Linked DNA regions of Homo sapiens: all the other regions are linked to region 3. A link is a loop called in an ENCODE intact Hi-C map of the cell type or tissue named here. Cell type or tissue: chondrocyte. All regions are shown on one strand. Each heading gives the region's core, and the rest is flanking DNA. Links, peaks and the distances in the headings are about the cores only. Region 1 has its middle 300 kb from the start of LINC01956. Region 2 has its middle 190 kb from the start of THORLNC. Region 3 has its middle 7.7 kb from the start of EN1.

Region 1 (10,236 bases), core at 2,950-7,949, 320 kb before region 3:
GCTGCTAGAACTTTCCAATCATCTGAAAAAGCATAAAGCAACAATTATGATAGAAACCTTGGAGGGAATACATTCATTCATTCATTCATTCACCTACTACGAATTGAGCCCCTTTGTTTATCTCAGTGTACTTCCTGGTGGGATAGGCTGTTTTTAACCTGTGCTCTACTCCAAACACACAGACATAGCAGAGACAAAGACCAGGACTGGGTACTAGGAGAGGGAGGGAAGAATACCAGAACCAAAGCTTACTGCAAAAAAGGCCCAAGGCATGGCTCCAGGAAAAATAAATCTAACCATGAGCATCAGCAACATCTGAATTTTTGAGCTGGATTTTTGTCCCATTCATCCAAGAATCTTCAAAACTTATGTACATAATATTTTTGATGCATTCGAAAAAGGAGGTACAGACTCATCTAACCAACAGAGCTGAGATTCTTCATTTAGAGGCCAAAGAGATAACTGACCCTCTGTGGCCTCTAAGTGAAGAATTCTGGCTCTGTTGGTTAGATGAGTCTGTCCATCAGAAGTAACTTCTTTTCTGAGTGGTAGTCTCACCTCCCTGCCTTGGCGAAAGGACTGGGGTCTAGATGGGGGAAGTGTCTATGGAGCAGAAACTGTTGACATGGAGTTTCTTCCCACCTTACTCCAAAGCTGATTCTGGGATCTGGAATGAGGGAGGCCCTTTGCATCGAGCAATTGAAGAAGGGAGATGGGACTGGTAAATCAGAGGTCACCCAAATTGGGCAGGAGGCCCAGCACAAATATTGATGACTAGGAGATGGAGGTTGCAAACTGGAAAGTTGGAGACAGGAAATGTGGATTAAGATAATGTGAGTATCCAGAGGGTCATTTGGGGCCAACACCTGTTGGCAGGGGTTATTGCCTTTGGCTAGTTCCTAACCTCCCTGTGTTGTGATTTCCCAAGTCCCACCTGGAATAATCTTTACTTAAATCAACTTCCTTTTCCACCACATTGATTTATTTAAAATCAAAGTTTTAATTTGTATTATTACAACAGTTAAAAACCAATCAGATTTACCATAAAGAGATGGAAGCTGTACAAGTACATACAATAAAAACCAAACGTTGATATTGAATTGCTTCCTGTTGAAGGCTCTGAACCTAGAGCTCACTATCTCTTTGTTAAGAAGAAACTTGAGCCTGCATTAGACAGGTGTTCAAGACCAGCACAAACAGAGACTTTCTCCTTGAGCTTATCAGAAGGACAGAAAGAACATTCAAAAGGGAGCCACTCTTGCTTCTCTATAGGATTCAATGGCTTTTAGCTTGTTCGTGTAACACCTAAAATCACATGTGGTGTTGACCAAAATTATCTTGTGAGTCCCCCATAATGTATCCTTCTTTCTTAGGACACACTGCGTGGAGGTTCAGGGACTGGCAGCACTCAAAGGCTGGAAGAAAGGTGCACTGAGACGCAGGGACCCATGGCACCCTGAGCCCACTCTCCATGACTGACAGCTGCAGAGGTGATGGCTGGCCCCATTTGCCCAGGGCACAAAGGCATTTGAGGGAGGACCACAAAAGATAGGCTGTGAGTGGATGTGCCCTTGTAAAATTTTGTGCAAAGCCCTCAGCTCAGAGCCCATGGGACATAGGTAGGGTGGGCTCAGTCATGTCTGCCACTGGTATCAGACTTCACTTGGAGATTTGGAGCCCCGGTTCAGTAGGGCAGGAGGAGGGTGTGGGAGCTCTGTGGCCTGAGATTTCTATCTTTACCTCTTTCCTTCACCTACACATTCCATCCTGCAGTGGGTAGCCCCGGTGAGAGGGAAAAGGGAGTGTTTGATATCATCTAATTCCAGTGGAGGGCGTGACTTACCTGGACTACAGAGCTAATTGGTGCTTCCTGCCTTGCCGAAGGACACAAGCATGTTTCCAGCAGTGCTGGTCCAGCCCCTGTTTGTGCTCCATGGGCGCCAGGTGGAGGAGCACCTCTGGTTGTCCCCTGGGAGCAGTGGCAGCCATTGACCTTGAGATGAAAGGACACAGATGGTGGCAATGCTATGATCACCCTTGGGTTTAGGGAGCTCTCTGACAACACAAAATTGCAGAGGATATTCACTTTTCTTTAAAGAAAAGGAAATGAAACCTTCATTTCCAGTTACTTAGTTTCAGTCTCAAATCCTTAGAACCGCCTTCTAAAACAACCGACCCCCACTTTGCTGCCTGCTGGGCCTGGCCCTGATCCATTCTGCTTCTAGAGGAGGCACAGAACATGGCCCATCCCTCTTATTCCAGCCACAGTTCAGGCTCCTGCCCCCAACCCATGCCCAGGATGAGCTGGGAGGGCTTGAACTGGTCATGGTCACATTCTGCCTCCATCTCCACTTCTGTGTATGGAGGGAGATGCATTATCGAAATTCCCAGGCTTTCTCCGCTCTCAAATCCTAAAAACAAAGGTGCAGAGAGAAAGAGGGAGGAAGAGAATGAGGAAAAGAAGTGGTTTCTGGAAAGGACTGAAGGAGATAAATATGAGAGGCATCGGGAAATGTGAAGTGGGAGCACGTGGCATCACACTCACCTCTCCCATGTGCTGCCATACAGGGGCTTCTTCACCAGCCTGCCCTGCTCTGTTACCAAGTACCAGAGGCCCTGGAAGCTGTCACAGCACAACTAGGGGAAGTCAGTTTGCCCTGGCTGACACTGTCCACCTCATTCAGGGCCCCTCCTGGATGCTGGATCTGCTTCTGTTCTGCTCTGAAATGTCAGTGCACACATGCACTGACTCTACTCTCTGCCCCCAAGACCCTTTTGAGGGAAGGGGCTTCACCGTTTCCACCTCTGCATCATCTGCACTTAGCACCATGCGTGGTTCCTCATGGGGGCTGAACCAATGATGAGTGAATGGATGAAGAAATGAACAGGCAGATGGTGTGAATGCATTCAGAGAATGTAGAACTGTCTCGGAGCCATGATGGCTTCAGCAAGCACTCAGGTTGATGCCATCAGAGGGCTAAACCAGAAAAACGTCCTACTCTAATTGCACCACACTGATCATTAGCCCAGAGGCACATGCATCCTTAGCAACTTAGTTGAATTCAGGACCCGACCTGCTATTTGGTCATTAGTGAAGAAGCCTGGTGCCAGGCTCATGATATCTCAGTCTTCTCTACCAGGTTTTACTGATGGCAGGAGAGAATAAGTCCTGGGGTGGTGCTCAAAGCAATTATTTTTGGGATGCTAAATTTTATTATTAAAAATTAACTCCTATTTTGCCTTATACTAAGAAAGCATGCAATAAAGAATAATATCTTATAACCCGACACCTTTTTAAGTTATTTGCATTAAGAAATAAAATTCCTCTTCAGTCCTCATTCCATTCCTTGAAGATAATGACCTATAACAGTTGCTGTATATCTTTCTCAATGGTTCCCTATGCGTGCATTGATATACATGTTTATCTTTCTTTAAAAAATAAGATGATGCTATGCATATCACTCTGCAAATTGCTTTTTTCTTTATCAATATATGGGGATCTACTTTATTTTTGTTCATGGCTATCTTGCTTTCCATTGAATGAATACACCACAGTGAATTTCTCTATTCTTCTATTAATGGACATTTATAATGTGTCCAATTTTGTGTCAGTGTTCTTTTGTTATTTTAAACAATGCTGTAGTAAACATCCGTATATACTTAACCTTATTATTTTTATAGTAATTTCTGTTTAGGAGATTCTTATATGAAATATGCTGGCTCTTAAGCATATTTTAACTGTAATAGATGTACTCAATTGTTATGCAAACAGTGTCCTAATTTATACTCTCACCAGTAAAATATGAGAGTGCACATTTCCCCACACACTCACCAGTATTCTGTGTTGTCAATTAAAATTACATTTTTTGACAATTTGGTAGGTACAAAATGTATCATCATTCTTTTAATTGCATTTAAATATTATTTAGGATATGTTCATTTTCATATACTCATTGTCTATACATATTTTATAAATTTATTGGTTATATTGTTTGCCACTTCTACTGAATTATTTGGTTTTTATTATAGGAGATCATTACATATTAGAGAAATTGACCTTTGCGTATTAAATATGTTGCAAATATTTAGTGATATCTGCTACTCAGAAGCTTTCCCTTTTATCTGGCAAATCATCACTTCTTTTCCTTTTATAATTTCTGAGGATTGTGTCTTGCTTATAAAGGCCTTCCCGGATCCCAAAACTATAGAAAACAGTGAGCGTTGTAGTCATACAATATTTTCATAGTTTTATATTTTATGTTTGTATTTTGTATCTATAATCCCTGTGGATTTTTAAAAATAGAGTGAAGTCAGAATCTAGTTTCCCTAATGGAAAAACAGCTGTTATTACATCATTTACTACATAATCTATTTTTTCCTTCACTTTTGAAATATATTTTTAAATGTGCTTTTCTCTAAATATTTGAGGAAAATTGAGTCTCGGATAGTGGTTCTCAATGTATGGTGCAGGAAATTCTGGGAGTTCCTAAGATCCATTCAGATCAAAACCATTTTCATGATAATATTAATCAACTCATTCTCATTCTTTCATGAATGTGCGCTGGGGTTTTCCAGAGGCTGTATGGCATATGTTGATGTCATTGCTCTGATGGTTAATGAAATGCGTGCTCATGTATTCCTGTGTTTCAAAATTTTCAGTTTTAATTTCTAATAGGGTACATTTTGATAGCTATAACTCACATAGCGAAAGCTCTTTGGGATTCTTAATAATTTTTAAGAGTATAAAGAGGTCCAAGACCAAAAGTTTGGGAACCATTTATCTAGGAAGAGGTAGCATGTTTGCTTGTTCGTTTTGAGATGGGGTCTCACTCTGTCGTCCAGGCTGGAGTGCAATGGCGTGATCTCGGCTTGCTGCAACCTCCGCCTCCTGGGTTCACGCAATACTCCTGCCTCACCCTCTTGAGTAGCTGGGACTACAGGTGCCTGCCACCACACCCAGCTCATTTTTGTATTTTTAGTAGAGACGGGGTTTCACCATATTGGCCAGGCTGTTCTCGAACTCCTGACCTTGTGATCTGCCCGCCTCAGCCTCCCAAAGTGCTGGGATTACAGGCGTGAGCCACTGTGCCCAGCCGGTAGCATGTTTATTCTATGGCCTTACATTTCCCCTAGCACACCTCTGCGTTGTCCCAGAGTACCCGTGCTCCACACTGAGAAATGAACAGTGAAAGAAGGGGTAAAAAGCACAGCTCCACAAGGGTTTTTGCCCTGTCCCTTGTCACCTCCTCTAATTAGTTCTATCAATTTGAACAAGTACTTTAGCCCAAAACAGCTCCTAGAATGTATTATGTCAACGTCCGCCTCTTAATTTACAATTCATCTTTTTCAGATTGAAACACAATCATTTCTGTTTCCTGAGATTTCAGGTTATTTGAATTCTAAATAAATGGGAGCTACCTTAGTCCAATTTTATTTATGGTTTTAACACATCCCATTCCTTTTTAAGAAAGACCAGGTGTATGTGGAGGTGACTTTGTTTTACTGATCAAGACATGCAGTCAAGCTCCCTGGCTGAAGGTCTATGGTCATTTATTTTCTGGCAGGTGCAGCAGTCTGCACCATGGGTTAGACGGACTGGAAGCAGCAGGGATCGGGCCCCTTGAAACTCAGCCTGGTGTCCTTGACTCATTGGCAACTTACAAGCCTGCCTCATGGCAGTCAGCCCAGCCAGCAGGGGGAGATATAATAAGACGGGAAAAGACAAAGGCCATTAGAATCTTAAAATTCAGAAGGCATCTCAAATATTGTCTAGTAACGCTTATCGTGCGAATGAATTGTCAAAAAAAAAAAAAAAAAACGCTCAACAAGCAGCTTAGCACACTTAAAGATTTTCTTTGACAGGAAGCTTACTAACTCATAAGACAACTCTCATTGTTAAACAGCTCACATTATTATCTCTGGTTAGAATGAACTTACCCTTCCTTCTCCACTCATTCTCATTAAGCCTTCCCTGACTCTTCCGCCTCCAATTTCTGTCCAGGGGGTTGGAGGCTCTCCCTTGTGCTCCTGTCACACTTTTGCTTACCTTGACTATGCATTTAGACAGAGAGTATTAGTTGCCTAGGCCTGGTGTATCAAATTGCCACAACCTGGGTAACTTACAACAACGGAAACTTGTTCACTGACAGTTCTGAAGGCCAAAAGTCCAAAATCAAGGTGTTGGCAGGGCTGTGCTCCTGCAAAAGGCTCTAAGGGAGAATCTTTCCTTGGCTTTTCCAGCTTCTCCTGGCTGCTGGCATTTTTTGTCTTCCTTGGCCACATCACTCCAATTTCTGCCTCTGTCTTCAATGGCCTTTTCTCTATTATCTCTTACAAAGACACTGGTCATCAGATTTAGCACCCACCTGGGTAATCCAGGGTGATGTCATCTCAAGATCCTTAACTTTATATCTGCAAAGATTCATCTTTCAAATAAGGTAACATTCCCAAGTTCCAAGAGTTAAGACAAGGACATATTTTGGGGGGAGCCACCACTCAATCTACTGTACAAGTGGGGGTAGCAAAATGGTCACCCTTAGGTCAAATCCAGCCTATAGATATCTGTATTTCTTTTCCTGCATGTTCTATGCATTTGGACATTTCACCTAAATATCTGGAGTTCCATCTTCTTTGGACAAATCAAAAGATCTGCAACACTGGACCTGCCTTCCCAATGGCATCCATCAGGGATCTGAGTGCACGCTACACACCCTAGGAGACATCTGTATTATCCGGTTCACCCAGTCCTTGCCATTTCCCAGACCATTTTACCCACTTGAACCTGACTTGACCCATCAGGTTCCCCTAGACATTTAACTTGTGACCTTTAATTTAGTCTCTTTTAATCTTGCGTAGTACATAATAAGATGGTATTTCAGGGGAAGATTGGGTTAGTGATTTATGCTCAGCATACATTTTTCAAAAGGCTTATGTTTCAGAGCAGGAAGAGACCCTGGAAATGCATCTAGACCTTTTTGCCCCTCAGAATGAAATTATTGAGGTCCAGAGAGGTTAAATGACTTGCCCAAGGTCACACAGCTAGCCAGTGCTGGAGGTCTGAAGAGAGATCAGTATCCTGACTTCTAGGCCTTGCTCAACATGTCTGGAGGTGGCCTCTTTGCAGCATTCCTGCACTGCAGACTGGAAGCCTCCATCTAGGACCAGCACTATCTGTAAGGAGAAAAAAATAGAAATATTCAAGAGGAAAACCTTCATGGTCTTTGTCCATGAATGGGACAAAAATCCATCTCAAAAATTCAGCAGTTGCTGATGTTCATGGTCACATTTCTTTTCCCTGGAGCCATGCCTTGGGCCTTTCTTGCAGTGACTGCGTCAGACTTTAAGTTCTCTTATTTGACTTTATATTATCAGTGTCTAGGACAGTGCCTGATACAAAGTAGCTGGTCAAAAACATGTGCTGGACTAAAGAATATAGAACTTACACTGGAGAGAAATATGCTTTCCTTTAGCTCCTATCTATAAACAGCTCTTGTCTTATATTCAGCAACAGCACATTTTCCTTATGAAAACCCTTCACATTTAAGCAATATGTAACACAGGAAGGGATACCACAGTTGCACTAGCTTTAATACTGATAAATCTCTATAAACAAAGAAAAGTGTTTTAGGTAAGATTTGGTTTATAAGTAAGAAGGGCCTGAAAAATGGTAACTAAATCAAGGTAGGGATTATTTCTCTATCATGAAAAAGAAATCTGGAGATATGCAGAACAGGAGTGTTATGATGGCACTGTTAGCTCATCAAGACGGTGGGAGGCTCTTGTCTTTTCCAGCTATCCTCAGTATGCTGCTTCCAGTTTGGTTATTATTCCTTCAGATATCGTTTCTGTGCCATTCCCTATTTTTGTTATTTCTGGGACACTAATTAAATATATATGTTAGACATTTTCAAACTGCTCTCATGTTTCTCTTATGCCGTTTTCTATATTTTCTGCAGTTTTCTCCTCATTAGTATCAGTCTGAATATTTTATCTTGACCTGTGTTCTGGTTCACAACTTCTCTTACAATATGTCTAGTCTGCTATTAATACTTTGTATGGTGTTCTTAATTTTAGTTACTTTATTTTTCAGTTTTAGAATTTCCCTTTAATACTTCTTTACATCTTTCAGTTATCTGCAAAAATTTCCCATCTTGTCATTGAATTTTTGTTGCACACTAATCACATTTACTTTAACATTTTTGCCTAACTCAAATATCTGTTCCATTTACAAATCTCTTTCTATTGTCTATTTTCTCTTGGTTTTGGCCATGTAGCCCCTTGTCTTCTGGAAGGCCTGACAAATTTTTATTGAATATTGGATATTGTATGTGAAAATGATAGAACTAATTTGAGTCCAAAATGATGATATCTTCCTCCAAAGAGGGTATACTTCTATGTCTGGCAGGCAGTTATGGTAGGGGCTCTTTACCCTATTACAACCAGGATTGAACAAATTTGAAAGCTGTGCTTCCATTTTTATAAGGACTAACTTATCTCACCACCACATCTAGAGTAGAACACTAAGGGGTTCCAACTGAAGCCTGGGGTGTTTGCCATGACCCCTCTTGCTTTATGACCTAGACTCTAATTTCTGGCTATGCCTCTCTGCCTTATAAGATTGGAAGCTCTCTTCAGCTGTCAGTATCTCAACCAATGCTTTTTGCCATTTCTCAGCCTCCAAACCACCATGCTGGAGGAGACAAATGATTTAGATGGGAGAGGGGCAGTGAATTTTCATTCCATTCCCTAAGAATCCCATGGACATGAACCTACATGGATGCAGTGGGTAAAGTGTGAAGGAGATGGGAGAGGATTCCTCAGTGAACTTCATGCCCACCATATGGGAGATGGTAGAGTTTATCAAGGACATCCTTGGCTTTTGTGGCCTTTCTCAGCACACCCAGATCACCCTGCTTAAAGCTGGCACCTTTGAAGTGCATGACCCTTTGTACTTCTCACTCTCAACTGTGGCAGAAAGTTCCAGCAGAAAGGCCAGAGATATCTGGGGCACGGTGACTCTGTACTTAGACCCTCTGACTAAGGACAGAAGCATCCCTTGCACCCCTGCCCTTTGGTTCCTTCAATCCTTGCTGCCTTGATAGCTCCCAATACCTTCAAATAGGTGTTTTGTTGTTATGGTTTGGGTGTGTCCCCACCCAAATCTCATCTTGAATTACCATGTGTTGTAGGAGGGACCTGGTGGGAGGTAATTGAATCATGGGGGCAAGCCTTTCCCATGTTGTTCTTATGATAGTGAATGAGTCTCATGAGATCTGATGGTTTTAAAAAGAGGAGTTCCCTCGCACAAGTTCTCTGTCTCTTTGCCTGCTGCCATCCATGTAAGATGTAACTTGCTCCTTCTTGCCTTCTGCCTTAATTAGGAGGCTTCCCCAGCCACATGGAACTGTAAGTCCAATTAAACTTCTTTCTTTTGTAAATTGCCCAGTCTCTTTATTAGCAGTGTGAAAATGGGCTAATACAGTACATTGGTACCAGTATAGTGGGGCACTGCTGAAAAGATATCTGAAAATGTGGAAGCAACTTTGGAACTGGGTTACAGGCAGAGGTTGGAATAGTTTGGAGGGCTTAGAAGAAGACAGGAAAATGTGGGAGAGTTTGGAACTTCCTAAAAACATGTTGAATGGCTTTGACAAAAATGTTTATAGTGATATGAACACTGAAATCCAGGCTGAGGTGGTCTCAGATGGAGATGAGGAACTTTTTGGGAACTGGAGTAAAGGTGATTCTTGCTATGTTTTAGCAAAGAGAGTGGTGGCATTTTGCCCCTGCCCTAGAGATTTGTGGAACTTTGAACTTGAGAGAGATGATTTAGGGTATCTGGTGGAAGAAATTTCTAAGCAGCAAAGCATTCAAGTGGTGACTTGGATGCTGTTAAAGGCATTCAGTTTTATAAGGGAAGAGAGCATAAAAATTTGGAAATGTTGCAGCCTGACAATGTGATAGAAAAGAAAATCCCATTTTCTGAGGGGAAATTCAAGCCAGCTGCAGGAATTTGCATACGTAATGAGGAGCTGATTGTTAATACCCAAGACAATGGAGAAAATGTCTCCAGGGCATGTCAAAGCTCTTCACAGCAGCCCCTCCCATCACAGGCCTGGAGGCCTAGGAGGAAAAAGTTGTTTCATCAGTCAGGCCCAGGGTCTTTCTGCTGTGTGCAGCCTAGGGACTTGGTGCTCTTTGTCCCAGCTGCTCCAGCCATAGTTGAAAGAGGCCAAC
Region 2 (10,236 bases), core at 1,982-6,981, 480 kb before region 3:
CTACTAGTTGTATCAACTTGTTCTCTGAGTTTTTTTAAAAAATACAGGCTTTCACATGGCCTCCGTGACATGAAAAGTGGTATTTTTATAGACATGATCTTTTTGGTTCAGGTCTTCTCTGTGTATAAGAGACTATTTAGCATCTGCCATCAAATATACAGAATATGTGCCAATTAGAATTTTTGCCCGTGTCTGTCATGTAGATCTAGTGCTTTGGAAAAAATAAATATTTTTGCGTTTTAAAGCTCAGGTCTGCATTCATGCTGCTCCCCACAGTTTGGTTTTCCTTTTGCTAACCTGGCCAGTTTTTTTCTCTAAGCCATGTAGGCCTCCTCGTAAAGCACAAGGGTACTTACGCAGGATACTCTAAGAGGCAAGACTCAGGCTCTGGCATCTGAACCTGTGTGAATCATGGCTCTGCCAATTATTAACTGAAAGACCATTGGGTAAATTATTGGAAGTTTCTAAGCTTCAGTTTTCTTATCTGTAAATCGAAGATATAAATCGACAACTTTATAGGGGTGTCAGATAGACACTGGCCCTGACTGCCATCGTCGGAAACTGGTTTTGAAATTGAATCTAAAACAGCACTAGTCATTGTGTCATTGTGTGAAGTTAAATGGCGCAAGTGAAAGTGCTTTGAAAAGCTAAGACTCCTGTGACAGTGTTCTAAACACACCATATGTGTGTAGAAGAATTCAGGTAACTGCTACTCCCAGGAATAGCCACTTCGTCACACTAGTAGATTCGTTCAGTTCAAAATAGTGGAGTTAAATGTCAGCTTAAACATAATTCAGACATTTTAAAACTTTAAACTCAGTATTGAATGGAAATCAAGCTTTACTTTTTGGAGGAAATAGGTCTCTGTTTTTGGTGTCTTGACAGACACAGGGTTCTCTATGGTAGTGGGTCTTCTTTCGATGGAACACTTGTGTTAATCAAAAAAATGGCAGGGTGCATGAATCTCAACAAAATATTTTTATTTATAAAATATACCCATTTTCTATAATAATATGTACATTAAGAATATACACTAAGAATAAGAATTCCCACATTAAGTATATTGTTTTTGTAAAACAATGTCTGTCCAGCTTATTGTCCAGTTAATAAAGTTAAAGGTCCTTTAAAAGTTGTCATTGTAAATAAAACAACTTGCAAAAAAGTGTTCTGGAATAGAATTAACAAAATATGATCTCTATTCATGAGTTGGAAACTGGAAAAAGGATTCTTGAAGTAAATGTTCTGAGTGGAGTTACTAGGATGTCTTCCAGCCTCCTGCAGTCAAGGAGTACCACTGTATTGATTAGTCCGCATGTAGCAGGGCTCCCTTCATCACATCTGGGGACTTGTTTTCTTTTTCTTTAATTTCATTTTTAATCCTCTTAGCTTTAAATATACTGCCTAGAGACTCAGTTACTACCCAGTTTGTGGGTTTTTTGGGATAAATGTAACTGGACAGTTTGTTAGCTTTTCAATTAAAAAAGACACTTAGCCCATGTGGGATGTCATTTTTTATAATCAGTGTTCCCATGTGGGGAAAATTATTCACACTACTTGCAAGTAAAAAATAATTTAACTTTTAACATTAAAATATGTGGTAAAACCCAGAAAACATCCAAAACAAAAGAATATACATAAAGAATAAAATTAAAATTGTAATGTAATGAATAAATAAAAGTAGTGGTTGCTAGTTTTTCTTTGTGTATTTCAATGGATTACCTTGTCCACACTGTGAGATTTACCTGTCTCACTGTGGAGACCACTTTCTTGCATGTCCGTGTGAAGAGACTACTAAACAGGCTTTGTGTGAACAATAAAGCTTTTTAATCACCTGGGTGCAGGTGGGCTGAGTCCAAAAAGAGAGTAAGTGAAGGGAGATAGGGGTGGGGCCGTTTTATAAGATTTGGGTAGGTAAAGGAAAATTACAGTCAAAGGGGGATTGTTCTCTGGCGGGCAGGAGTGGGGGTCACAAGGTGTTCAGTAGGGGAGCTTTTGAGCCAGGATGAGCCAGGAAAAGGACTTTCACAAGACAGTGTCATCAGTTAAGGCAACGACTGGCCATTTTCACTTCTTCTGTGGTGGAATGTCATCAGTTAAGGCGGGGCAGGGCGTTTTCACTTCTTTTGTGATTCTTCGGTTACTTCAGGCCACCTAGGTGTATACGTGCAAGTCACCAGGGATGCGATGGCTTAGCTTGGGCTCAGAGGCCTGACAACCACTGCTCACTCTCAGTTGTACATGAAAAATAGTCAATTAAAACAACAATGAGATACCACTGTAGAGCTATTAGAATGGTGAAAATCTAAAATACCAGCACCACCAAATGCTGGTGACAAGGTAGAGCAAGGAGCTCTCATTCATTGCTGATGGGAATGCAAAATAGATACAGCCACTTTGGAAGATAGATCTGGCAGTTTCTCACAAAGCTAAACATACTCTTACCATTTAGTCTAGCAATCATATTTCTTAGTATTTAGACAAACAAAGTGAAAACTTACATTCACACAAAAAATCAGAACATGATTATTTATAGTAGCTTTATTCATAACTGGCAAAGCTTGGAAGCAGCCAAGGTGCCCTTCAATCGGTGAATGGATAAACAAACTGTGGTACATCCCTATAATGGAATATTATTCAGCAATAAAAAGACATGAACCACAGAAAAAAAATGGAGGAAACTTAAATGTATAAAAAGGCTGTATACTGTATGATTCTAACTATATGACATTCTGGAAAAGGCAGTAAAAAAGATCAGTGGTTGTCAGGGTTTTGGATAGTAAAGGCAGGTGGATGGAATGATAAAAAGGTTTAGCACAGCGCATTTTCTAAGCAGTGAAACCCTTCTGTATGATATAATGACGGATACATATACATTTGTCAAAACCCAGGGAAGTACATAATGCAAAGAGTGAACTCTAATGTAAACTATGAATTTTAATTAATAATAATGTATCAATATTGGCTCATCAATTAGAAAACAATGTATCACACTAATGCAAGATGTTAATAATAGGGAAATTGTGGAGGAAGAGGGAGAATATGAAAACTCTACTTTCTGTGTAATTTTTCTGTAAACTTAAAACTGATCTGACATATAAAACTTATTTAAAAGATAGACTAAAAAAAGTATAAATGGTTGTTCTGACTAGATTTTGACTTGGCTGTCTGTGTGAGAATTATTAGACACCTTGTTGAAATTCTAGTGGCCAATGTTTGGGACATGATTAGCAAAGGAAAGTGTTTTAAAACATTTTAGTCCAGGTAAAAGATTGCATTCCCTTTCTGGAAAGATGACTTTTAGGTGGGCTAAATTTGAATCTGGGCCCTAATCCTTATAGCCACATGAGCATGAGTAGCTCACGTAACTGTTGTGAGTCTCAGTTTTGTCTTCTGTAAAATGGACATAATTTCTACAATATCAAACCTCAAAAAGTTGGTGTGAGGATTATTAGAGCAAATATATGTAAAAAGATTGGTGATCAGTAGGCATGAATGAACAATCACTTTTATTGTTAGGCAAAACCAAGTAACTCTGCCTGAGAAGCCATCACTACATATTATACCTTGGCTTATGCATCCATTGAAATGAAGAATCATGATGTCTGTTAAAAATTCTCTCAATGACACTCAATTTTACTGAAGCATAGGAAATAACTGGGAACAGTAATAGTTATAAGAAATGAAATAAAATGAGGCTAATGTAAATAAAAAGGAGTTACCTACTGGCTTTTCCCAATTAATTAGCATATGCACATTCAATTATTCATACTTTAGGGAACTCATTTAGGCAATCAGGTATCCCATAAATATTCATCTTGTTTACCTACAGTGTGTCTGTCATTAGGATTGGAAATTGGCAGTGTTTTCTCAATATATTTCACAACTGGTTGCTTTGAAAAAAAATTACCTGAGACTAAATTCATATGTCATTAATGGTGCGAACAATCTGCCACATGAACGCTGAATTAACAGTGGGATGCTTCGTGCTTGTTTGTCCTCTCTTGGGTAGGGGCTCCATCACCTACTCAAAAGGCATGGATTTTCTCAGGGGGCCAGCGGATGGAACTGCAGAGGTGCGATTCTGACCTTTGGCCACTAGCATGTGCTCTTGAATAGCTTTTCATGGCAGTCAGGCCCTGGGCCCACAGGAACTGAGAGGCTACCTCTGGTTCTAATTTGTTGAAGAGGCAGAAAGAATGTGATTTATAAGTGTGAAAGCATTGTGCCACTAACTCAGACATGACCCCACATAAGTGGCTCTTCAAGATGCCAGGAATGGCCCAGGCATTTGCAGAATCGCATATATAATCAGGAGGGGCTACGGAATATGCAGGGCCAGTGCAAAATCAAAATGTGGAAATGTAGAGCCCCTCTCAGCACCCGCTGTTCAAAAATTAAGTATTTCAAGACAGTAACAGCGGGGCCTTTCTGTCTGAATGTGGGGCTCTGTGCTACTGCACATGTTAGGTTGAAGCTGGCCCTGAATGCAATACACTGTTACCTTCTCCCTAACTGCCCAGCCTCAAACAGATGACAAAACAAGGATGAATGACCTCTCCTGGCTATTAGGGAACCAAATTTTGCGTTATAGGTGCTATTTCTTGAGCACTTATTAGAGCCAGTGCTAGGCTATGATATTTTCTCTAACCCCTATGTTTCCCTTAGGCCTCCAAAATAGACGTTAGTGTCTCCATCATACAGGCAAAGAAATGGAGTTATAGAGAGAGCAAATGACTTACACAGAAGTAGTAAGTGACTGAATCAGGGTGTCCAGGTTTGTCTAACTCCAAAGCCCATGTTCTTTCCATGGGAATCATGCTATTTTGTAGGGTTGGAAGCTATGAACTTCTAAAACATAGCATATGCAGTTTTGGTGGGTAACTTTCTATTTCCAATAATTGTATTTACCTTTAAAGATTTTGCAACATTCCTCAGCTTCCTTTACCACGTTCTGCAATCTCTTCTCTCAGCAACAGGAAACACTGCAAGAACATTTTCCAGAGCAAATTACAAGTGTTGCTTCCACTTCTTGCCCTCCAGGCTGCAGACAAAAGCTCTTTTCATTGTGTCAAAGGGATACAGTCAGGCGAACAGTATAAACTAGCAGGACGATGTAGTTTCCAAAGAGGAGCCTAGTCTAAACTTTTTTGATCCACACTTGAAATAAATCAATATGGTGCAGGACGGACCATGAAAGACCCTTTGAGAAGAGAAAGGTCTTCAGAATACGGAATGGGACCAAGTCTTTCCCTAACTTTCTCACTCCCAAATTGTATAAAAAACAGGGACTATGGGGTGGGGGGAGTACCAAGGAATGGCCTCTTGTCTTGTTTAATGGGAAGGAGACAATTCCAAAATGTCCCCACCTTTGCAAAGGAAAGCTCCTTTTGTTTGAAGCTTAGCAAAGCTACTTTGGTTGCTATGAAAACAGAATCAGTACGATGGACTGTTTCAGGGTTTCAGGCTGTGCTCCTCTTGGAAGTCACAGCCCCCTTGCAGCCAACAAACAGCATGAGTGGCTCAGCTTTCCCAAAGCTGGGCTGCTCATTAGAGCCATCAGTTAACCCCCTGCCCCTGCCCATTGCCTACTTATTGTAATTAATTTTATGGCCCCTTTAAAAAAGAGAGAGAAAAGAAAAGGGAGACCTCTACATTTTATGCTACATTGCACAAGCAATTGAAAGTTGCGGGGAAAGAAGAAAAAAAAATCAAGCACCAAATGTTTAGCAGGGTTTTCTTCTCTTTTAAATGAGCAATCTATTTAAATCAATTATCAGCTCAAAATGAGCAGGCTGATCTAATTAGTCTTGGCCCCTGGTGGGTTAATGAATGAAAGGGAGGTGCCGGGTAGATGTGCGCTTTCTTTGGAGTCTTCAGAACTGACCACACTAACACTAAGCCTTTCTGGGTTGCTAAGTCTTATCAGGCAGAATTATAGAAAGACATAAAAAGAGACAGAGAGAGAGAGAGTAGAATGAGAGAATAGGGGAGAATTATTAGTTCCATCAACGGAATGACTAAGCATTGCGTGGCATATTTTCAGTCTGAGATTTACCACACAGTGATCATTACCATTTGATAAGTAGTTCAGAATTGCAAAGAAATCAATTTGTGTTTTCTTTAAGCATGTTTGAAATGGAACAACATATTGACTTCAGAAGAAAACATGCTGGTGAGGGATGACAGCTCCAGCCCTGAACCTTGGCACAAGTAACCTCCTCCCCCTTCTAGCCCCAGTCACATCTTACCCTTTATTTAATCATAATGGCCCCTGGACATTAAATATAGTTAATTAAGGAGCTAATATGAGGAAGCAGGAGTGGGAAATATGATGAACAATAAGTTTGTGAGTGCTGGACCGGAAGGTCTCAAGTTTCCCAGGATTGAAAAAATATATATCTTTTCAAGTATTCCTTGGTGCAAGGAAGTAGATATTTGCTTTTTGGGTTATGACATTTCTTACCCCAAATGTTAACTCTCTGGTAAATGTTACAAGTATTTATGGTTTGGGAATTCGATATGTGTTACTTTTTGGGGTTATTCTTTTCTAATGGAAATTACATGGGCTTTAAATTTAGGCAGTCCAGCTTTGCTGCTGAAGTGAGTGGCCTTACATGACTTTCTCCCCACCTCTGAACCTCAGTTTTTTCATCTTTAACATGGGATAACTTCATTTAGTTGTGCTGGGAATTGAGATGCTGTGCACTGAGTGGTCACTGTATACACCCTGCCTCTCCTTCTTTACTCAGAAGTGTGGACCTGAGGATGTTTTGGCAAAAGGCAGAAGTAACTTTTTTTTCTTTTTTTTCAAAATAATGCAATGAGGGTGTGAATTTTTATGTGTTGATTTTTTTTTAATTTTAATTTTTTTTGAGATGGGGTCTCACTCTGCCTCCTAGGCTGGAGTGCAGTGGTACCATCGTAGCTCACTGCCACCTTGATCTGCAGGGCTCAAATGATCCTCCTGCCTCAGCCTTCCAAGTAGTTGGGACCACAAGCATGCATCCCCATGCTAGGCTAATTTTTAAAATTTTTTGTAGACAAGGAGTCTCGCTATATTGCCCTGGCTAGTCTTGAACTCTTGAGCTCAAGTGATTCTCCTGCCTCAGCCTTCCAAAATGCTGGGATTACAGGCATAAGCCACCACGCTCAGCCTCTGTGTGGATTTTTATTTGAATCATTTCACTTTTTTAAGATCCTACTTCAAGGAATGAAAAAAACAAGTCTCAAGGAACCAAGCCCTGCCTCCAACTGAGGATGGGGAATAACAATAAACTGCCCCTGCTGTTTACTTGAGTGTAGTCAAGAGACATTTCTGGATTACAAAAATATCTATGAAAAACTGAAAAGAGCCATCATCATTATTAGGTTTTCAGGAGGCCAGTCATTGCAGGGTGGTGTTCACACTGCCTGAGCGAAGCCTGTGATGTGGGTAAAGGCCTTGAGGAGCTGGTTCAAGACATACTACCAGGTATAGAAGAACCACTCTCCGTGATTCCTCTACCCCTTCCTTTTCCTGCCCCACCAGATTGTATATTATCAGTGTCAAAGAAACTTGGGAAATATTGCATCATCTTTGAACTACAAAATTATTATGTTTCCTATGTGGCAAGATAATTCTTTGCTACCAAACAGCTATGTCTTTTAGAACATTTCTAAGAAGTCTCAGTCTTTTATTAATGAAATGACCAGAATCATTGGCCTATATGCAAATCGAAATCCCATTGTTTTATGACTTTTCATGGTTCTTTTCACCAAGCCTGATCTCAGTGAGGAGAGAAACCCTGTTTATCTATTGCCAATTGTTTTAGATTGGGAAGGCTCACAGTGGAACTACAAAACTCCTTGCTGGAGATGAAAGTGGCAAATTTTGGAAAATGAGGAAGAACTTTGCAGAATCTCATGTGAACTGGATTTTGGCTTTGTGTGACAAAGAGTGGGCGTGGGAGCATTCAGGAGCATGATAAAGGAATGCTGGAAATAATTTGCTATTTTTAGAGACAGAAAGACATAAAGAAAAAGAAAAGAAAAATCTTTTGCAGCCAGGGAATGCAAACTTTGTAGTTCATCATAGTTTCAACATGGGTTCTTACAATGATCTATTCAATTAACCTCTTGCCTGTAAGCCCCCATCTTTAAATAAGCAGGATCTGAGAACAACAATTATAACTTTGCTAACGAGAAGCTGGGTAAGTATTAAGTGTTTAAAAACCCCACTATTGGAGCCTGGTAATTTTTAAACATATAATTACCTATTTTATTATACTTTGATTAGATTAAAATTAATGCATTATTAAGTCATGATATGTTCAACCATCTAGACCTCTGTATAGACACAGATAGCAATTCCTTTTTTTCCCCTTCCCCAGGTCTAAGTTAATTAAATTCCCTTTAATTATCATTTACTAAAAAGCTTCACTTTTGCCACTATTATGTCTTTTGAACTTTGAAATTCGGGAAAAAAAAGACCTTAAAATGGTCTTTTACAGGAGAAATGAACTGTCAGCGAATTCAGGCAAAATTAATTATTTCAGCTTGATAAACCTTTTCATCTATTTGACTCCTTATACAGAAAAGCCAATTAATAATGTCAAACATGCTTTGCCTCCAGGGACCCGCAAGTTCTAATGAGTCTGTTTACTGTGGAGTGGCTAGCAGAATGAGCTTCATGTAGAAATTTTCTAATCGCGCCATACCTGTCAAGCTCAGTCTCATTATCTGTGTACCAAGGGCAAACCTCATTTTGTCAGTAGTGGTTTTCGAAGAACTAACAGATGCCTGGGGGAACATGCAGGACTGTCGGCCAGTAGACGAGTCACTTAATTACCAATCAGAGCAGCCGGGGTGAATGCCTAATGCTCCTTAGTCCCGACCTCCTCCATCCCAACTCCACGAGCCCATCTTATCAGAGACCGGAGATTGGTCCTTCTCAGCACCCAGCGCTCATCTACCACGACCCCTTTGTCCTGGGCCCTCGGAAGTGTTGATTGATGAGGCGCCTCTGGAAACAGTGATTAATCATACGCGCATTGTACCACAAGTAGGACAATCTGGGGGCTCCTGCTCCACCTGCCTGGGCGCTGATTATGGTTTGGCTGATGCGGGTGGAGCCTGCAGTGGAGGGCGTCCCCACAGCCACGCCTAACGAGACCCAGCATTCCCTACCAGCACCTTTGCGCCTCTTTGACTTGCAAGAAGCACCATCTACCGCGCAGATATTTGGCTGCAGACAGGGGCTAGCATCCTGGAAACTGTGCATACTGTAGAGCAGCGATTCTCAAACTTAGTGCACCTACACATCACCACCGGGAGACCCTGTTCAAACCAGTTCCTGATCCGTGGGTCTGAGGCCAACCTGAGATTCTGCATTTCTAACCAGCCCAGGCTTGCACTGCAGACCTGTGGACCACATACTGAAGCCAAGGTCGAGAGCAGAGATCCTGGACGAGCTGTTCAACCTTTCTGGGCCTTACATTTCCACCTCTTTAACATATTACAGAAGATTCGGTTTCTTCCTGTGGCCTTTTATCGAGCAAGCTCCCAGATGAGCACCCTGCGACCCAGGCCCTACCTGGCCTCCCATCCTCACCTCCCCTTTGCCTCAATCCCTCATTGCAGCCTCTCAGAGCTCCGGGCAGGACACATGCTGCCGGAGCCATGGTCTCTCACGTCCTCTTACACGGCCAGTTCCTTGCATTCTCTTTCAATCCTTTGCTCAGTCATCACCTCGGATAGAACACCTTTCGTGACTTGCTCTCCCCTGGTCCTAGAACAACTAAGGGGACCCTCCTTTGTGCTTTGCTGCACTTTTGTCGACCTCGCTACAGTCCAAGTTACCCTTTGCTGCAATGAACTATTTCCCCACTTACCTCTACAATTAGGTTAGAGTTTCTTGGGAGAAATTCTGTCTTCGGCTTGCTGCTCCTACCTTCACCAAGTTCCAGAATCTTCCTTCTTCTCCTGAACCCCTCTTCCTCTGTCTTAATCACAACAGGTATTATTTCTGGACTATTGCAGCAGCTTCCTCTTTATTGGTTTCTCTGATTCTAGTTTCTTTCCTGTCTAATATACCCTTAACATTGTTACCAGAATCATTACCTAAAGTTGAAATCTGCTTATGCAGACTACTGCCCCACTCCAACCTGCCCAAAGCCCTGTTGCCTTAAACTTGCTAGTTTCTTCTTCCCTGAGAAGAATTCACACCAGCTGCCAACTGTGAGTTCCAAAGATCAACAT
Region 3 (10,236 bases), core at 2,850-7,849:
ATGATAAATGCACCCGCGGCCCACGAGCTCGAGCTGGATTAGGCGGCACTCTGCGCGCTGGCTCGTCCCCCCACCTCCCCGAGGCCCGGCCTGGGCCGGACGCTCGGTACCCCGCGCCGCTCTGCGCTCCATGACCTCCACCCAGACCCTACGCCCTCTTCTCCCTCCTGCAAATGAACATGCCATTGGGAACTCTGTGTGAGCGCATTGGCGTCTTGTCAAGCATGCGAGTGAAGTGTGTGAGGGCTGAGTGAACAAATGTTGGCCGAGAGGGATGGGTGAGGGTTTCACAGGACTCTGAGTGAGCCCAGGATTGGGCGTGTGAGTGAGGAACTACGGGCAGGGTGAGTTGTGTGTACAAGTATGTGAGTAAAGGGTTAGGGTGTGTGTAAAGGATTGTATATGCACGAGTGGGTATATTTGTGTGGCGGTCCTTTTGGGGGTACTCGTTTCTGCCTTTGGGAGCTAAGGAATTACTTTCAACTTGATAGATGCCCAGGCCGGGGTGGCAGAGAGGTGGGCCTGCAGGTAGCAGGTGGGGAAGCCTGACTCAAATGGAATAGAGCCCCTTTCTCCAAATGCCATCTGCTCTTGGGCCGAAGGTAGGGAAGTGTGGGGGTACCCAGTGCGTATTTCTATGGCCTTGTAGTTCTGAGCTATGCAGTCACCTGAGCTAGAGGCGCACAGAAGGCCATGGACTGGGCTGCGTCTCTGCAATAAGTTGATTGTCCCCAAGTACCCTTTTCTTGGGGATAGCCCAGATAAAAGTGGAGAACGACAAGAAAGATAAAGATTCTATTTTGTCTCAAATGCCAAAGTTGGGGGAGGGGTGCTACATTTTTTCACTTGAAGGAAGGAGGTCCCAACGAGGCCTTCAGTGATCGGGAGTTGGGTAAATAGGACAGAGAGAGACCCCAACCGTCCTTCCCTTCTCCAGTCCTTGGACTTCCTGCATTTTCTGAGGATAGGCAGGGGCTCCCAGTGAGCAAAAGGCACCTGGCCAAACAGAGGAGAATGATGCATACTTGTTTGAGGAGCTGCTAGCTAGGGGAGTTTGGGGATCATATAGTCGGAAGACTGGCATGTGTTTATCAGAGTGAAGGCTGAGAAATTTTACCTTTCTTTCTCTCCTTTTCTAATTTTGGGAAAAACGCTCAGCGGTCTTGAAGAGTGGCCCGTGGCTGTGGGGAACAGAGTGTATATTTGTGTTTATTTGCTTGGTATGTGAGAGCCACCCAGAGAGAAAATTAGTCTATAAAAGTATTGTGTGTGTGTGTGTGTGTGTGTGTGTGTGTGTGTGTAGTTGTGTGTGGCAGGAGGCCCCTGTATGTATGTGAATGTTAATGTGTACACCCAAGTCAGCCCCACTAGTCAGGCATGAAGAAATGTATTTGCTGAGGGTTTTGGTGTATGCTGTTCAGAAAAGAAGACCAGCCTGTGTGTCCATAGAATTTTGGATTTTGTGTAAGCAAAGACAAATGCCAGGGTCCTGCTTGTTTCCACCTCTCTTTCGAGGATGAGGACCAGAAGGAGAATTACGAAAGAAATTCTTGCAGCCTGGCGAGGGGTGTGCGCCATGGGCTGGGAGTAGGAGCATGTTGCATGCACAGGGTGGTAATCGCATTTCGAGTGTAGATCAGATGGCGGTGGGGCCTCGTGGTGCGGGACATGAATGAGTTGTCGCAACACAATAGCGTGCAGCCTTCCTACGGGGACTGGATGACCAGCGGTTTTGTTGGGAGTGAATGCGAGGAGATTTCTGCTACAAGTGCCGCGTTATTATGAGCTACAAGGTCAGACTATACATCGCAGGTCCCCAAAGCCTATGGACCTTGGGAAATGTGGGGCCTCGAGTCACGTCATTGTACCTGACAGTCTTTTTCAATAGACTAATTCAATTAGTGCTCGCGGTTTCGGTCTTCATCTGGAGCCCATAATAATGTGGGGGTGGGTGGGTGCTGGGGATTCGTTTGGGTATTGGTTAGGGATCCTAAGCAATTCTGTCCAAAGTGGAGTGGGACTAGGGGAGGCAGCAAAGGAAAAAAACCGGTGGCCGGGGGGTGCATGGGGGGCAAACCATTGAAAATAAAACGCTCTGCTGACAAAATAAAATGCTCCGTTGACTCCTGAAATTGGGGCAGTAGCTTTGTTTGTAGAGGACTCAGAGCATTCCTTGAAGGGGGTGAGGGACAGGGAGGATTTCTTTTTTTCTGTATATATGAAATAAGACTAAAAATGTCTAGGTATCTAGAAAGCCCGAGAAAAAGCCCACTGTTGGAGGTTGTCACCTTCGTGGATTTCAGTATTTGGATTTATGTCCCCATCATCCGGTCTTCCCCCAGAGTTTTCTCCCTCTTATCTAAGGCAGTTCACAGCATGGACCGTTTTGTTCTAGAAATAGTGCCTCTCTCTCTCCTCTCTCTCTCTCAAGCTCAGACAAACTGAGACCTTTCTCCTCTTGACTCCCCGCGGGAAACGGTGGAAAGATATCAATGATTTCTGTACATTGCACCCGGTGGCCAGGATTCAGAAAGCGCTCCTGGGGCCCTGGTTTCCTCTCTGAGCCCCGCCGGCTGTCCACAGGCCCGCGCCGGGCGCAGAGGGCGCCAGGGTGCAAACACCCGAACTGTCGCCGCTCGCGGGTTTGCAGGCGGCCTTCGGGCTGCGCGGGGATGTCCGGGAGCCCGACGCAGGGCCCCTTGGCTCGGATTACGGGAAGAGGAGCCTTCACTGGCCCCCCTCGGAATTTCAAACCTCGCTGGGACTGTATCACACAGCCAGACAGGCCTCTGGAGCTGAGAATTTTAGACTTCGCTGCTCCGGGAAGCAAGAGGACTACATACAATTCCCTATTTATTTTTCTTCACTTTAATCTGACATCCCGCTTTTTATGCTTACACTGAATCCTACCCAAACCCCAGAACCCAGACCCGAATTTGGGTTTAACCCCTTTCTCTTTCGCCGAAAAAAAGAAAAAATCCGGAGTTAATTCAATGTCTACGCCTGAATTTTCTTCTATTTTTTTATTTTGCTTTTCTCCCTGTATGGCTCCCTCCCACTCCCCAAAAAATTCCCCGAGGTCGGTGTTCTCAGGCCTAGGGGACCCTCTCCCACCCCTGGTCCCCACCTGTCCGAGTGGCCGCTCTCGCCTGGATCCGGCTTGGCGCGTTCGGTGTCCACACAGACTGGCCTTGGGCTTGTGAGAGTGTGGGAGCGATTGAGGAGGGGCCAGCGCGGCTTCTGGGTTCTGCTACCCCCACCCCTCCGCTCAGTCCGTGGTCTCCAGGAGGTCTGAACCCGACTTCAAAGCTGGGAACGGAAAACGCCAGAAAAGAAGAAAAAACACAACATCCAAGTCCTTTGTGCAGGAACGCCCCCGTGACTCCAAAACCGTTCTTTTTGCTTGTCCCAGAATTAACTGTCTTCCTTCTCTTCCCTTTGACTCCTGTAGGGGTGCGGGTGGTTGTCCCGGGGCTCTTTTCCCACTGACCCTGGAAAAGGAGACAAAAGTTCGCGCACCTGGCTCTCGGCGCCTAGGTTTTCTGCCTCTGCCGGCCCCGGAGCCCGATCCAGGCCGCGCCTCCCTGTTGCCCAAGGGGCGTGCATCTTTGGGACCCTCTTCCCGGGGAGGTGCAAGAAAAGCTCCGGGTTCCAGCAGAGGTCGGCGCTGCAGGGCCCAGGCGGGAAGATGTGGAAGGAAAAAGTTTAGTACAGAAGGTGGGGCGGTAAGGGAACGGAAAGTCTCAAGAGCCTGGGAGCGGGGGAGAGGGGCGAGAACCCGTCTGTCTCCCCCACCCCGCCCACCTCCTTCCTCGTATTGAATCGGATGCGGGGGGCGGGAGGGGGTCACTGCAATGCCAAGGCCTTCTCGGGCCATCTTCCCTGTTCCCCTGCTCCAGCAGAAAGCTGGGAGGGGAACGAGTGTGTAGCCCCGCGCGTGCGTGTTTGTTCGTGACTCAGAGGCTCTGGGTGGGTGCGTGAGTGAGTCCAAGTGTGTGCCCGAGTGTGCACGCAAAAATTGCGTTCGTTTTGTCTCTCTAATTCTCGTGTGGTTGCGCTTTGCTGTGTCGGTGTGAAAGTGTGTGTGCGTGTCCACGTGAATAGTCTCCATGTGTGCGTGTCAGTGAGTGAATTTGTGTGAGAGCTGGGGAGTGACCGAGGTTTTGGAAGTGAAATATGTGAAGTTGGAACGACCCTAGGCTCTGACCCCAAACCTCACCTTTTACCCTATCTCTCCCTCCAAACCACCCCCTCCACCCCCGCCATTGAACTATGCCAGGGAAGAGGAGACAGTTGTTTAAACCCGGATTAAAATAGCAACTGGTTTTTTGTTTCCCACCAAGACCCACCTCAGCAGCTCTGAGCCCTGATTGAGGGGAGGGTGGGCCACACGTGCCAAGGTCAAGATCAAAGGGACCTTAGGGAGCGCAGAGACCAAAAGCCCGCTCCACAAATGAGGCAACTGAGACCCGAAGAGAGTAAGGGACTAGGTAGGGATCCCACAGAGGCCGCCACTGGTCTCAGAGCTCGCCAAATCCCGCTGGGAAGCCGCGGGCGTCCCAGTTTTGTTCTGCAGCCTGAGTCCCAGATGAGAGCGCGGGGGATGACGGTCTCCTACCCCAGGCTTCCAACTCCACTCCATTCACCCCCAGGAAGGGTTCACCCCCTTCCCGGTGGGTGTCGGAGGTGGGAGGAAGGAGGGAAGGTGATCTCTTGGGGCTGGGAATGTAGTGGGGCTGAGGGCGAGAGGGAAGCACAACCCCTCCCCTTGTCGGATCCCACTTAGGGCTCCTAAGATTCCCACCTCTCCTCCACCCACCAGGGGGTTAGCAGCATCCTCTTCGCCCCCGCTACAACTGTCCAAGCGTGAATGGTAGTTAGGGGTAGGGGGCTCGGTAAAGGGAAGGCTGGGCTCACTTCCTGCGGGGGGACTGGGGGTAGGGATGGGGTAGGGGTGGAATACCGGCCACAAAGCCATTCCAGGCACGTCCCTCCCCTCCCGCGCCGATGACTCCCGCCCCAAAATTGTTATGCAAAGGAGTCAAGTATGTGATCTTCTGGCGATCAAAGCGGCAAAGCCAAATATTAGAGGAGCAGTCAATAATGGATGAGCAGATTAAGAAACCCATCTCGCGGACAATTATCGCCGCAATTGAAAAAGCTCACTTTTTCCCTTATTCTCCATCCCACCCCCATTTATAAAAGAAAAAAAAAATAGGCGGAAGGATGGGGGCTGGGGCTGGCAGCCGAGGAGGCTGCAGGGACGCGCATGGAAGAGCCGGTGCGTGGGAGGGTTTGCGGGGGGGACATCGCGCCCCCTAGGGGTGACCCCAGTGGGTCCCGTGTGCTCTCCGCGGAGCCGGCGGAGCCTTGTCCTCTGCACCCGGCGCGCAGCGGCCCCTTAAACAGTGGAACCGTGAGGCCGCTCTAAGCCGAAGGGCTGGAATCTGGGTTTCTCGGGTTTTATTTTAGACCATTCGGCACCAAGCCCGAGCTCCCCCGCCGCACCGCTTCCAGTCCCCTTTCTTTCCATAGAGCGACCCGAAGCCGGCGGTGGCGCAGGGAGCCGAGTCTGATGAGCTCGCGGGCGGCTGAAGGCCGGCTTCCCTGTGGGGAACGCGCCACCTGTCGGCGCCAGTGAGAACTGCGTCTGTGTGGCGCCCTCGGGGTATTCGGGGCTGCGGGGAGATGTGTGCCTGAAGCCCTGCGCTTGCGGTGGGGACGTCCGGCCTCTTTCCTGGCAATTGACCCCTGAGGCGGGAGAGACAACGGAATTCCCACAAAGGGATCCTTCTCGGGATCTCCCCACCTCAAGACAGCTAAAGCTGGAGGAAAAGCCCCTCCGGGGGGTGGGGGGTGCGGGTTTGCCCTGCGATTCCGAAAGCAGAAAATACCCGAGCCACACAGGGACGGGCGCCGCGTTGGTAGTCGGGGCTACGTTCCTACTCCCTCTACCTCCCCCGCGCTGTGTGACCCTGGGCGGAACCCCGCTGCTCTCTGGGCCTCAGTGTTCTTATTCGTAAACTGAGGGCGTTGGATGAGATTGGTCCTCTCCCAACTCTGACCTTGAAACTGATACTGAATCTGAGCAGCGTCTGTAGACACCTGTGCCTTGCCTTCTATTTCTAGCCTTGAATAAATCCTGGACTTTTATGTGCCATTTATATCCTAATCTCATATATATTTAATGTATAACTGCTGCCATTATTGTTTTCTCAATTGTCTAGGTTTTCATTTGGATGGGGTTAGGATGGTCCAAATTATCCCGATAAGTGCCCATTAACTTAAACCTTTTTAAAAAATGAAACCAGTAAAACTTCATTCACTTTGCAGTGTGGACACTGCTGGAGAGCACCCATGTCGTGGGTCCAGCGAGGACACAAGGAGGGGCTTAGAGACATGCGGGAGGCTTAGATGAGAAGACAGCACCCGGGCAGCGGTCAGTGTTAGAGAGAGGACCCGTAAGAAGGGCCGAGGCTAGAGGGAGAGCGAAGACTGAGCCAACGACGCACCTGAGCCCTGGGGTGGGGGTGGAGACGTGGCTCCTAACCCAAATCTCCCTGCCAGGCAGTGTCCGACGAGCATCGACGGCAGGCGTCGAGACCAGTGCAGGGTAGCTCAGACCTCAAGCCACGCTTGACCTTTCCATGAAATGAATAAAACTCGAAAGCCAGGGAAAGGGGACAGTACTTTGATCCGGAGATCGCTTATAACCTCTGCTTGGAGTTCCGAGTTCGTGCGGCTCAAGGGAGGCTACAGTCCAGCAAGCTCTGGGCTCCAAGCGTGGGGACGGCAGCCCCCAAGCTTGGCGCACCCCTCGGGAAGCCCCGGAACGGTCCTCGCCAGACATAGCCGGCTGTCCTGGTCCTTAGCTTCAGGCTGGCGGCGCAAGGCCAGAGCGGCTGCCTTCTAGGCACCTGGGTGGAGGTCTCGCATAGCATTCCCTGAGAAGCGAAACTGCCCTTGGGGCCGCAGCGAGCCTGCCACATCGAACTGGAGACCCTCTGCTTTCGGGATAGATGGGACGTTTCTGCTCTGTCCTTCTTGGAGTCCCGGAATCGTTCTGGGGCCGCGTGCTGCCTGGAGGCGGTGAATTTCAGGGTCTTGAGAAGCCGCGCACACACGGGATTCTGGGCGAGCGTCCCGTCTCTTAATTCCTATTAAGAGACGGGAAAATCGAGGGACTGGAGGTCCCATCATTGTCGCGTGAGCAGCCTCCTGAACACCAAGCGAGACCTGAGGGTTCCGCTGGGGCCTCGCCCTGACACCCGGGCCCTCCGTGTGGTCGAGAGTTTGCGCCCGCTCCCGCTAGGGCAGCGAGGTCCCACTTGCGGCCGGCTGGGGCATGGTGGCACCGGTTGTCTACTCCCCACTTGTGACACCGACAGCTTCCAACTCCTCAGACCCACCCCGTGGAATTCTGGACTTTGTGAGGGCCGCCGGGGTCCTGGCCCTGGGGTCAGCTGCCATCTGACTAAGCCAGGACGGCGGAGCTCCAGGCCTTGCTCCAGCACTGCCGGTGCGTCGGGGCCCGCGGAGAGCCCAGGGCGGGAGCTGTGGGCTGAGCCGGGTGGCCGCGTGGACACAGATGCCCGGCCGGACTGAGCGGCAGCCAAGACTCTCCGTCCATCCCGCCGCTGGACTCGACTCTCCCAGACCCGCCACGGAACCCAGATTTGAGCACGCAAGATAAAGACGCCAGAGGCGAGTGCGCGGCGGAGAACTGGCCGCGACACGGGAAGCTTCTGGGGCGCAGAACGCTGGCTCCGACTCGCGCGGCGCAGACCAGCTTCTGTGGTTGCACTCAATTGAACAACAGGCGGATTTACGTTAAACTTTGTTTTCACCTTTCACTAAGATGTTTCCAATTTACCAAGGGGATAGAATGAGAGACAGAGATGTGAGAGATACAGAGAGAGAGATAGAGAGTGCAGGGTCGGGGGAGGAGGCAGAGAGCGGAAGCGGTTCTCTTTAGGGGTCTCCACCTTCAAAAGACGACGGAACGATGGTAGCCAGCTCAGGATCTATCAGGTGCTAGCCCTGGGCTGCCTGGCTCTGAAGGCTTCACCTGGTGGGCTGGCTTGGGCATTCCTAATGGGCATGCCGGGAGCCTATCAAGGTATGAACCAGCATACTCTCCCTTTTACAAAGGAGGAAACTGAGGTCGGAGAGGCTAAACCCGCCCCAAGCGCATGCCCATACCAAGCGGGAAACGAAGCACCGAATATTTCCCCAGCTCGTAGGAAGCCAGATGGGGGCCAGTTCCCTCAGGAGACGCTCCAAGTCGCCCTGCGGGCTCCAGGTGGGGACAGGAGTTATAACCTTCCCTGCCCTTCCCCCTGCAACACACGCGAGGTCTCAGCGCTCCCAGGCGCTCCAGTGGGGCCGCGTTCCCCGCCAGGGTGGGTCAGGGGAATACTCTGCCTGCGCCCTCTCCGAGGGTCCGCGCAGAGCGAGCGCCTCTTTAGGTGGGGCCTCTGGCTCCGACCCCTGCTCCCAACAGGGATCTTCGTTTGCATCACCCAGAGGAGCTGGCCAGAGAGCCGCGCCGGAGGCCGCATCTCCCCTTGTTGGTATTGTTGTCGGCTTGCTTTCTTCTGGCTTCCCAGCTCAGTGACCCCGGAAAGGGTCGAGCATCCGACTCCGGCATGCTGGTTGGCTGCCCCCGGAGGCGGAGGTAGGGGGCCAGAAATGCTGACCTGGGCAGGCCCCCAGCCCTGAGCTCCTGGGGTGGACATCTCAGGGTCCCGGGCCTCCAAGCTCATGGCCGGTCTCCGCGGCGGCGGGGTGACCCACCAAGGGCAAGACTTTTTCAGACTTGCCTATGGTCACCAGGCAATGACTCCGACTGGTACGTGAGGGAGCTCGGGTCCCACCTTGAGGACAAGGCCCAGCCTTCCCCGGAGCCGCACCTCAACTGTCAGGGTGCAAGTGGTGGTGATCCGGGAGCAGTCGAGGCCCGTGACAAAACCAGGATGACCCAGCGTTTTCTAACCGCGCTGAGGCAGTCGCCTCTCCGGGTCGCTCCACTCCCGGACTCCGGCAGCCTGTTGGCCTTCCTGTCACCACCTCGCATGGAGCACCCTGCCCTAAGCCCTGGAACTGGGCCCCTGGCTCGCAAGGAAGAGGGTGGGGGTGGGGTAGGGAGGAAAGGCCGGGAAGCCTGCTAGAGAGAAGGAGGTGACTGAGGGCCAGCATCGCCAGGAGGCATAGTTCCACTAGTCCCCAGTCCCATGGTTCCACCTTGACCCCAGTTCACCTGCAGGGCGGCAGGGAACTCCTCTGATTCCCGAACCTGCAGCTGGTGCTGCACTGGAGGGGTTTCCGTTGGTCCAACGCACCCCGGTGAAGGGAATTCCCTGGAGAAGAGAGAGGAGGTGCCAGAACCTGGCTGTAAGGGGGGTGCAGGTGTGCAGAGAGAAGCGGGTTGTCCCGGGCTGTGGGTCCTGCAGCGCAGCACCTGAGACTTCAGTTTCCTTCCTTTTCCTTACTCCCGTAGTCTTCCGGGACCCTAGCTGCCTCGCGACCCCTCCCCTTCTTCTTCCCTGGGGTTTCTTCTTTAACCTAAAGAGCAGAATAAGTAGGCCTTGCAGCGAGAACATCTTAGGTAGGACTGGCAGCTTCTCATGCTCTGCCAGGGCTCTCAGGATAGGGGATAAGCCACCTCTTCACAGCCCAGCTCTCAAGCCCCTGTTGCCAGCAAGGAGCAGAGTCTGCTGACCTGCCCCTCTCCTCTATTTTACTGTAGTTTGTTTCCCTTCTCTGCTCTGAAGGGATACTCCTTTATTTTAACAGACCCAATTAGGATTTGCCAAATGCTAGATAAAACCTTCCTATCAGAAAATGCCTTAGGTTTCGGAATTACAACCCTGAGATTTTATAGGTAGCTTTAATGGAAAGGTTTGGAAAGAGACTGAGGGTGCCCTTAGTTCTGAATAAATGTGAACTGGAACTTGATATTTTTTTTGTCTTGTTTTTTTTTTTTTTTTTTTGGAGGGGGGAAGGTGTTTGGACCTTGAGCCAAAATACATCAAAGAAGAGATCCCTGCACCTCAACTCCTAGAAGTCATAGTCACCTTGATAGTGGAGAACTGGGGATTGAAGGTGCAGGATTTGCAGGAGTAGGGGAGATAATTAATATTAGCTGGGTCACCAGAAAGAATGGAAGCTAAGAGATTGTGCTGCCATGCCCTCTTCGACAGCAACCTTTAGCATTTATCTCTTCCCCGTCAGTCT

Evidence for each region. Peaks named below come from ENCODE experiments on the same cell type or tissue, not always from the same donor. Only the 100,000 strongest peaks of a DNase experiment are listed, where the experiment ranks them.
Region 1: a loop joins it to region 3, with 4 times the contacts of the local background. A loop is called at or near these places in 24 of 110 quality-filtered maps.
Region 2: it touches region 3 in a loop (7-fold over the local background); 39 of 110 quality-filtered maps call a loop at or near these places.

The regions. Positions count from the first base shown.
Region 1 is chr2:118,533,820-118,544,055 of GRCh38, forward strand. No RefSeq gene overlaps it. Among named protein-coding and RNA genes, the nearest start is that of LINC01956, 300 kb to the right of the region's middle. In chondrocyte, for the core only: CTCF peaks have their summits at 5,685 (motif pointing right) and 5,884; no DNase peak of the experiment used is centred there.
Region 2 is chr2:118,367,599-118,377,834 of GRCh38, forward strand. No RefSeq gene overlaps it. Among named protein-coding and RNA genes, the nearest start is that of THORLNC, 190 kb to the left of the region's middle. RefSeq lists an enhancer at 1,664-2,434. In chondrocyte, for the core only: a CTCF peak has its summit at 4,102 (motif pointing right); no DNase peak of the experiment used is centred there.
Region 3 is chr2:118,850,209-118,860,444 of GRCh38, forward strand. No RefSeq gene overlaps it. Among named protein-coding and RNA genes, the nearest start is that of EN1, 7.7 kb to the left of the region's middle. RefSeq lists enhancers at 27-579, 3,187-3,722, 7,219-7,980, 7,981-8,742, 8,743-9,502. In chondrocyte, for the core only: CTCF peaks have their summits at 5,627 and 5,844; no DNase peak of the experiment used is centred there.